Regions from separate parts of the Homo sapiens genome. Here region 2 is linked to region 1. A link is an interaction called in ENCODE POLR2A ChIA-PET data of the cell type or tissue named here. Cell type or tissue: K562. All regions are shown on one strand. Links, peaks and the distances in the headings refer to the core of each region. The heading gives the core; the rest is flanking DNA.

Evidence for each region. Peaks named below come from ENCODE experiments on the same cell type or tissue, not always from the same donor. Only the 100,000 strongest peaks of a DNase experiment are listed, where the experiment ranks them.
Region 2: POLR2A ChIA-PET joins it to region 1 with 5 read pairs; 4 of 35 experiments call an interaction of 5 or more read pairs at or near these places.

Annotation. Positions count from the first base shown.
Region 1 is chr4:6,838,291-6,842,290 of GRCh38, forward strand. KIAA0232 reads left to right here. Exons shown (of 10, transcript NM_014743.3): 4 at 3,777-3,914. Among named protein-coding and RNA genes, the nearest start is that of KIAA0232, 58 kb to the left of the region's middle. In K562, for the core only: no CTCF peak of the experiment used is centred there; a DNase peak (open chromatin) is centred at 2,081.
Region 2 is chr4:6,958,540-6,963,466 of GRCh38, forward strand. The region is part of intron 2 of TBC1D14 (TBC1 domain family member 14); the gene reads left to right. Among named protein-coding and RNA genes, the nearest start is that of TBC1D14, 51 kb to the left of the region's middle. RefSeq lists an enhancer at 819-1,319. In K562, for the core only: no CTCF peak of the experiment used is centred there; no DNase peak of the experiment used is centred there.

The DNA of each region.
Region 1 (4,000 bases), core at 1-4,000:
CAATTCTCCCACCTCAGCCTTCCAAGTAGCTGGGACTGCAGGTGGACACCACCATGCCCGGCTAATTTTTGTATTTTTCTTGGAGACAGAGTTTCACAATGTTGGCCAGGCTGTTCTCAAACTCCTGGGCTCAAGTGATCTGCCCACCTCTGCCTCCCAAATTGCTAGGATTATAGGTATGAGCCACCATATGCCCCACCTAAAGATAGCTTTTGACAGATGAGGCTTCTGAGGTTACTGGGAGTATTCTAGGTCTGACTGTTACCTGATAGATATATTATTATTCTTAAAACTGTACATTTACATTGTATATACTCTGCTATGTGGGATAAATTCCACATTTAAAATAAATCTGTTAAGATATATGCCAACTGTTGACAGTAGTTACCTGTGAGGATTGATGTTGGGGTGGAACTGACTTGTACTTTCAAAGCAGCTTTTTTTTTTTTTTTTTTTTTTGAGACAAAGTCCATTTCAAAATTGTTATAAAGGTTGCTTGAAGCTAATACATGTTTTTGGTAGTTTATGAATTGATACGTTTAAAATAAATAAAGCTGGCCAGGTGAGGTGGCTCACGCCTGTAATCCTAGCACTCTGGGAGGCCGAGGCGGGCAGATCACTTGAGGCCAGGAGTTCAAGACCAGCCCAGCCAACATGGCAAAACCCCATCTCCACTAAAAATACAGAAATTAGCCAGGTGTGGTGGCGCATGCCTGCAATCCCAGCTACTCAGGCTAAGGCACGAGAATCTCTTGAACCCAGGAGGCAGAGGTTGCAATGAGCCAAGATCACGCCACTACACTCCAGCCTGGGTTACAGAGCAAGACTCTGTCTCAGAAATAAAATAAATAAAGCTAAGGATTCTTCCTTTCAAGCTTCTAGGAATGACATTGATTAATAAGATTAATTTTAGCTCTTATATGAAAATTGATTAAATTTTTTCCCATCACCGTCAGGTTTAGATTTTGCATTAGCACTTACGTTAGGCAGAAGAAAATATATAAAATTTTACATATAAGGAATATGAAAATAATTTCAGAGTGAGAGTTGGTGCTAATGATGGGTACACAAATTCCTATACTTCCCAAGACACCATTAACACTTTTTGTGTGTGTAAAATGTTCTCATGGAATAGAGAAGTTTTAAATATAAATATCCCATGTTTTAAAACTGACATTTCTGCTTTTATGTGCAAATGTGAATGCATCAATACAGAGAAAACTAGGGATGGTCCCTGAGTGACAACTGCCAGTTTAGGAATCACCTTGAAGGAAGAATAAAGGAATAGTGTGTATAAAGGAATAGTGTGTACAAAGACACAGAAATAGGAGGGGCCTGATGCTGTAAGGTCAGAAAAGAGTATGCTGAGGAGGGGGTAGTCGAAGGTCAGAGTGGGGCAGGCCCGCAGGAAACAGACCCTGAAGAGACTGATGTGCTGTGTGAGGGCATTTCTAGTTATGTCCTAGAGACAAAAGACCTGTAGATCGAGTTTAGCCAGCAGGACTTAATGGCATGGCAGTGGGCAGACAGGTAGGTCAGTGAGGAGGTCATCACTGTGGGCTGAAGACCTAGTAGGAAAAACAGGAATATAGTTAACCTGAAATTATGCTTGTTTGATTGGAGCGGCTCATTTTTTAGGGGCAAATAGGGGTTATTTTGAGCAATATATCAGTGGATTTATTACTGAATGCTCTCCTCAGAATCTGACTGTATCTCATTCACAAGCAACCCAAAGTTTGGCCTAAATTGGCTTACGGGGGAAAAAAGACTCAAATAACTAAAAGTCCAGAAGTTGGGCTGGCCCCTGTTAGGTTTGATTCAGAGCTTCCCAGTGTCATTCAGGCTTCTGCTCTGCCTCTCTGCCTACCTCTTTTTGTCAGCTTGGTTTTGCAGCCAGCTCCTTGTAGGGTAAAGGGTGGTGACAATGAGCATGCTTCTGGGATCATATTCTCACACACTGTCCAGAGGTCATGTTCCCCGCATTCCCAGCAAGGACCATGAAATGTGCATTTCTGATTGGCCACGTGCCTCTCTCTGAGCCAATCTTTGTGGCCAAAGGGATGATGGGGGTAGTGTTAATCCCATGCAGACACATTGTGGTTTTGGTCATTTAGGCACTGTGAGGCAGGGGCGTATGCTCAGCAGCTAGCCTCCAGTGACTGCTGGTGTATTTCCAAGTGGCGTGTGCTTTTTCTCCCCCAGTTCCCAATCTCCCTTTTGATAAAGACAGCATGGAAAAGTCAATCAGAACTCTAGCCTTACGTGACCTCCCTGTAGTGTCTAGAAAAGTACCTGATAATAGACTCTCATGCTGGGGAGTTCCTTAGTTGTATCTGCTTTTGGTACTTGATAATTATGTTGTTTCTTTAAGATTAGGACTGAGTAACTATTTGACAAATGTCTAATATTTTATGTTTATGTATAAGCAGACTTTTTTTTTTTTTTTGAGACACTCCTAACCTCGTGATCCACCCACCTCTGCCTCCCAAAGTGCTGGGATTACAGACATGAGCCATCGCCCCCAGTCATAAGCAGACTTTTAATAGTACAGGATAGGAGACTAAAAGGATAACAATAAGTGAGATAGAAATATCTTGGTTCTTTTTATACTCATTTCTTTAAGCTGTGATTAACAATTCAATGCTGTTAAATTTTGGTTAAGTTATGGTACATTAACGTAGTACATTAAGCCTTAAAAAAACAGCATGAGGGACCTCTCAAATACAAGTATAAAGAACAGAATGCAAACAAGTGTGTGTGATATATACTGTTGTTTATGTAGCTTTTGCTACAGATGTGATGTTTCTTAATTCAACCTAAATAATGTGATAAAGTCACTCTAACATTATTTGAATCATAAATAATGTCAGGCTGCTTCATACATTTTTTGTTCTGTCAAAAGTTAAAACAAGAAGTGAAATCTCCATCCCCACACAAATTTATCATGGGTAAGTTGTCCAGGCTCAAACTGCTCTTCCAGCAGCATTTTTCATACTGGATACGCAGTGCAAAGGAAATTTCTTTATCTCAAAATCTATTTGCCTACTTAAGTTAGCAAGGCGCTTTCATTAACTTTCATTCCTTAGTATTAATCTACAATATACTGACATGCTAGAAGGCAAATATCAAGATACAAATTTAACAGAATTCTATAAATGCCTTCTAACCAAATATGTTCAGTTAAACTCATGCTTGTGGATTAATACCAGCATTTGGCAATTTCTATTTGTGTGAAGACATTTTCAAAGATGAAATACATAAACTTTTTTTATAAATCAGCATTAAGAGGGCAGTTAGGTAAGGAAAAGACATACAGATTGAAAAGGAAGAAGTAAGACTCTAGTCACATATGACATGATCTTGTTTAGAATATAGAGAAAATCCTAAGGAATGAAATTAAGAAAAAACTCCATTTGCAATAGTATAAAAAAGAATATGCTTAAGAAAAAATTTGACAAAAGTGCAAGACTTGTGCACCAAAAACTATAAAGCATCTTTGAAAGAAATCAAAGAAGACCTAAATAAATAGAAAACATCCCATGTTTGTGATCAGAAAACAATACTATTAAGATGGCAGTACACCCCAAGTTGTTTTATAGAATCAAGATAATCCGTCTTGGAATGCCAGCTCCCTTCGTCGCAGAAATAGACAAGCCGATCCTAAAACTCGTATGGAAATGCAAGGGGCCTTTTTGTGACTGAGTGTGTGTGGTAGGTGGAACATAGTAGTGTCCAAGTTAGCCCTGGTCATTTAACCTGGTGCAATTTCATTGCAGGAGAATGACATCTTCCTGGGCTGGGAAAAAGGAGCTTATAAGAAATGGGGAAAGAGTAAGAAAAAATGTTCAGATCTAACTCTAGAAGAAATGAAAAAACAGGCTGCTGTCCAGTGTCTTCGATCTGCTTCTGATGAAGTAAGTTTACATTTTGTTTCTAACACTTAAGAGAATAAAAGAAGGGGTGATTTAAGTTTACAAATATGACAACTTGACCTCCAAAA
Region 2 (4,927 bases), core at 928-4,927, 120 kb after region 1:
CCACTTCAGCCTCCCAAGTAACTGAGACCATAGGTGTGCACTACCACGCCTGGCTTATTTTTATTTTAAATGTTTTGTAGACATGAGGTCTTACTATGTTGCCCAGGCTATTCTCAAACTCCTGGCCTCAAGCGATCCACCCACCTTGGCCTACCAAAGTGCTGGGATTATAGGTGTGAGCCACTGGGCCTGGCTTGAACAGTCTTCTTAATGCCCTTCCCTGGAATGCTCTCACTCTTCAATCTTCTTTCTCTCACCCTCGAAAGCCGGACACTCCTCTTGGTTCTCAAGGTGTCCGTACCCCTGTCTCATTGGCCAGTTTATTGGTCAGCTTCTTGAGGATGGTAGCATTTTTTTTTTTTGAGACGGAGTCTCGCTCTGTCGCCCAGGCTGGAGTGCAGTGGTGGGATCTCGGCTCACTGCAAGCTCCGCCTCCCGGGTTCACGCCATTCTCCTGCCTCAGCCTCCCAAGTAGCTGGGACTACAGGCGCCTGCCACTACGCCCGGCTAATATTTTTTGTATTTTTAGTAGAGGCGGGGTTTCACCGTTTTAGCCGGGATGGTCTGCATCTCCTGACCTTGTGATCCGCCCGCCTCGGCCTCCCAAAGTGCTGGGATTACAGGCGTGAGCCACCGCGCCCGGCCGAGGATGGTAGCATTATTAACTCACCTGTTTGTTTTATAGTTTGAGCCTTGGAGACGATAGGTGCTCACTTAAGAGTGTGTGTCACTGAATGGAATATGCAGGGTGCCAGGCCCTGCAGCAGGTGCTGGGTGCTTTCCTGGCTTTCTTTTTATCATATTTAATCCTGAGAGGTAGAAATGAGGCTCAGAAGCAGTGCCTGCCAAGAGATAAAGTCAAGGGCAGACACAGCTCTGCCTGCTTCTCTGAAGCCCTTGGTCTCTGCTGGGCCTTCCCCCGGGCTGGTGTGAAGGCTGTGGTCCTCCTGCAGGCTCACAGCCGGCTGCTGCTGTTTCCAGCAGGGCCCCCGCCTCTGGGAAGCACAGTGTGGGCAGGGGTTCGTGCAGAGCTGCTGAGTGAGTGGGAACAAGGGGGGATCACAGGCTCAGCGCTCCATGCAGCCCCTTCTCTGGAACCCTCTCAGGATCCATTTTTGAGGCATAGTAGGCATGACGATTGTACTTAGACTGTGGAATAAACATTTTTATGTCTCTTCCAAAGGCCTTGTTTTTTGGTACCAGCAGCGCATCACTGAATACTTGCATTTCTTCTTTGGCCTTTTGCTTGCTGTCACTTCCTACCTAATGCAACAGGAGTGGCCCGATCTTGCCAAGTTGTGTTGCTAGGAGTGCAGAAAAATCCTGTACTTTTTTGGGGTGTGATGAAGTCTTACTGATTTGAAGGATGAGGTGGGAGTGGTACAAAGCATTTCATTTTCTAATGGCAGAAATGCCTAGTTTTGCAGTGGCTTTTAAATTTTTTATGAACTTTTTTCCATCAGCAACACGTTTGCATGGCTCAGAAATCAAAAATTACAAGACAGTATATGGGTGAAAAGTTGGCTTTCTACCCTGTGCCCCTTTTTTTTTTTTTTTTTTGACACAGAGTCTGGCTCTGTCACCCAGGCTGGAGTGCAATGGTGCGATCTCAGCTCACTGCAACCTCCGCCTCCGGGGCTCAAGTGATCTTCCCACCTTAGTCTACCAAGTAGCTGGGACTACAGATGCACATCACCATGCCTGGCTATTTTTTTTTTTTTTTTGTATTTTTTGTAGAGACAAGGTTTTGCCATGTTTCCCAGGCTGATCTCAAACTCCTGAGCTCAAGTGATCCGCCCACCCCTGCCTCCCAACATGCTGGGATAACAGATGTGAGCAACCATGCCTGGCCTACCCCGTGCCTTTTGCTACCCAATATCCTGCTCCAGAAGCAATGAATATAAGCAGTTTTTGTGTTCTTCCAGAGAGTCTGTGGCTGTACAGGCAAATGCAGATGCAGGTGTTACATGGCATGCCTTGTATGATTATGTACCTTGCTTTTTTCCCTTCAAAAAAATGCCTGTTGGCCTCCTGAAAGCTGCCTGTGAGTGTATCAGGAACTCTTGGGTTGTTTCCAGACTTTATCTGACATTAAAAAATAATAATATGTTTTATGTCAGCCAGCATCTTTCAGCATGATGAGCTGCACCTTTGGCGTGTCCAGTGGCTCCTGTATGGGACCGCACAGGCCCCAACCTGTTGTCAGAAGGTGAGGGGTGTTGGAGCCTCCAGGCGGTTTGCTGTTTTCAGCCCCCGCTGCGTCTCTTCAGATGTTGCCCTTCCAGCCTAATCGGGTGCACTGCACAGGCCTGTGAAAGACCCTGGTAACAGTGCGGAGGAGGCCGAGAGAGGCCAGAATCGGTGTCCAACGCGTACCTGACTACTCTTGTTGGGAATGGGGCTTCTGAAGGTCCTTTTGTCCCAGTTAAATGTGTGAGCCGTGGACCTCGCTCCTAATTATTAGGACACCGTGTCCTGGGGTCTGGCACTCGACACTGGACCTGGGAGCTCTGCCTTCACAGAAAAATGGACACGCCATTATTCTTAACATTACTTTGTTGGTGTCCCCTGTCTTTTCCCCATTACTTTGCAAGTCATTGGAGAAACGCCCCAGGGAAGCACTGGGCCCTTTTCCCTGTGCAAAAGTGCTTCTGCCTCTCTCTGGCTTACAGGTAGGCTCTTCACATGGCCGGGTGTGGCCTGATCCCTGACGGCCCCCAGCGTGTTTCCCAGGCTCTGCCATATGGCTTTAAAATGACACTGAGCAGCCTGTGTGGACAAATCCTGATGGGGCCAGCACCTTTCAGGGCACCCTTTGATGGGCACTCCCCATTCTTGTCAACTGTGACCCCCCAAATCTCTCTGTGCCATGGGGGAGCTGAGCTGGCCCTGCTGAGGAGTTGAGTAGGGAAGAATTTCTCTGCAGTGCCCAGTCCACGAGGAGCTGAGCCTGGTGGTGGGGCTGTGTGTGCATGGCCAGGCTGAACCCCCTCATTTAATCCTGAGTCTCCTCTCGGGGGCACTTAATGGGCAGAGGGAGCAGCCTGTGTGGTAGGCCTGAGGTAGGTGATTGGAGCCACGACGCCATTGCCACAAAAACAGGTGCAAGTCCTTGGCAGGATTTGTGGCAGGGCTGGCGTGGTCCACTTGTGCTTACAGAAGATGGCCCTGGTAGAGAGCGTTGCTGGGGTCTGGGGCTTGGTGTGGAGCTGTACCTGCGGGGTGCCTGAAGGAGGGGCAAGGCAGGCACACCTGGGGCGCGACTGGCATCTGTCTGCAGGGTGTATGCAGCCGAAAAAAGGCAGGAGGACAAGGAGGCTGGACAGTGGGGAGTCCTGGTGTTAACCTGGAAGACCAGAGGGTTTAGAGCACATACGACTCCTGTTTCTGTTGTTCAGTGTCTGAATGAATGCGGCCGAGGGCTGTTGAGAAAGCGTCTCGCTCTGGCCTCCTGACTGCAGAGGTGTGTCTGAGCCAAGGCTGATCGATGGGGCTTTTGACACGAGACATCAGCCTTTTAGAAAGAAGAAATGGTTCTCCTCTCATCTTTGCGGACGTTGTCAGGTCTCCTCTCCCACCTGCTGCAGAAGGAGGGATCTGAGTGGGCACCTGGACGAAGGGGCTAGGTAGGAGGTGAGATATGCCAGCACCTAGGCGCTGTGCAGGTATGGATGGTGGCGGGAGAGGCACCACAGCTATGCGCTGGCATGTGTGCATATCGGGGTAGTGGGGCAGGACTCATGAGCTAGAGTCCTGGGCTCTCAGGGAACCCCGCTGCGACGGTGCGGGTGGCACTGACCATGTGTGGGTTGGAGGCAGGGCACCTACAGATATCGATTGTTTACTTGCCGTGCCCTTGATGGTGGGGTTGCGGCAGCTGCAGGTGAGTCTCACCAGGGTTAATGAGTGCTCTGTGTCTGCACAGCAGCTGAGACAGCTTGGAGGCCAACAGCTGCTTGTCCTTAATGCTGCTAGTAGAGTGAGTGCTTTTTCTCCATAGGACAAAGGAGTTTCTTCTTCCCACTGAAGGGCCCTTTGTTGGGGATGCAAAACAAAAGGAGTCCAGCATTCTCTGGGGCAGGGTTGGTAAATGGCCCTCACCCCCTACTGGCCACCCCCCAGCTCTCAGCCTGCTCCAGGGAGGTTGTGGTGGTCTGCCACTCCTTGCCTGCTCTCTCCCAGCCCCCCACTGCCCATTACCCCTTCTTTTCAGAGGGACTCCTTCCTGCTGAGAGGTTACCTCTGTTGAGTTCTCAGTCTCGGGCCTTGATTCGTCTGGGTTGCACTCCCGTTACCTGACCCCTGTGCCTTGCATGTCAGTCCTGCCTCCTCATCGCCCTATACTTGCCTCCCCTGCACACACACACACACGGTGGCTGCTCCATTTGCCAGCAGACGTGTGTAGAACCTACTGCATGCTGGGTAGATCCTGGGGATGCAGAGGTGACTCTACCCTGCCCTCTGGGAGACCCCACCGAAGGTGAAGGCATGTGGAGAGGAGAGGGTATGGATCCATCACATAGGTACAGAATGGAGGGAATGCCCTGTGCCCTGGAAACAGAAGCAGGGGAGCCCAGGCCCGGCAGCTGGTCCGGGAGGGCTCTGCAGAATGCCCCGAGGGCAAGTGCGAGGACTTCCCATGTCGGGGGTGGGACAGGTGCATTTGAAATAGTGAAAAGAGGAAGCTTGGAGCCAGCAGCCCCTCTGTTCTGTCTCCTGTGAGTGTCAGAGATGGTGGCTATGGCCATTGTGTGCTCAGCATCTGAAGGTCAAAGGGTGGGCTGACTCACCGGGCCACACAGCCCATGAAGCAGCAGCTGAGGGACTGCTGGACTCCGGAGCAGCAGCACCAGTGTGGTCTCCCTGTCGGGCAGACAGCACAGATGTTGAAGGGACAGAGCAGATGGGCTCTGCAGTGCCCAGGCTC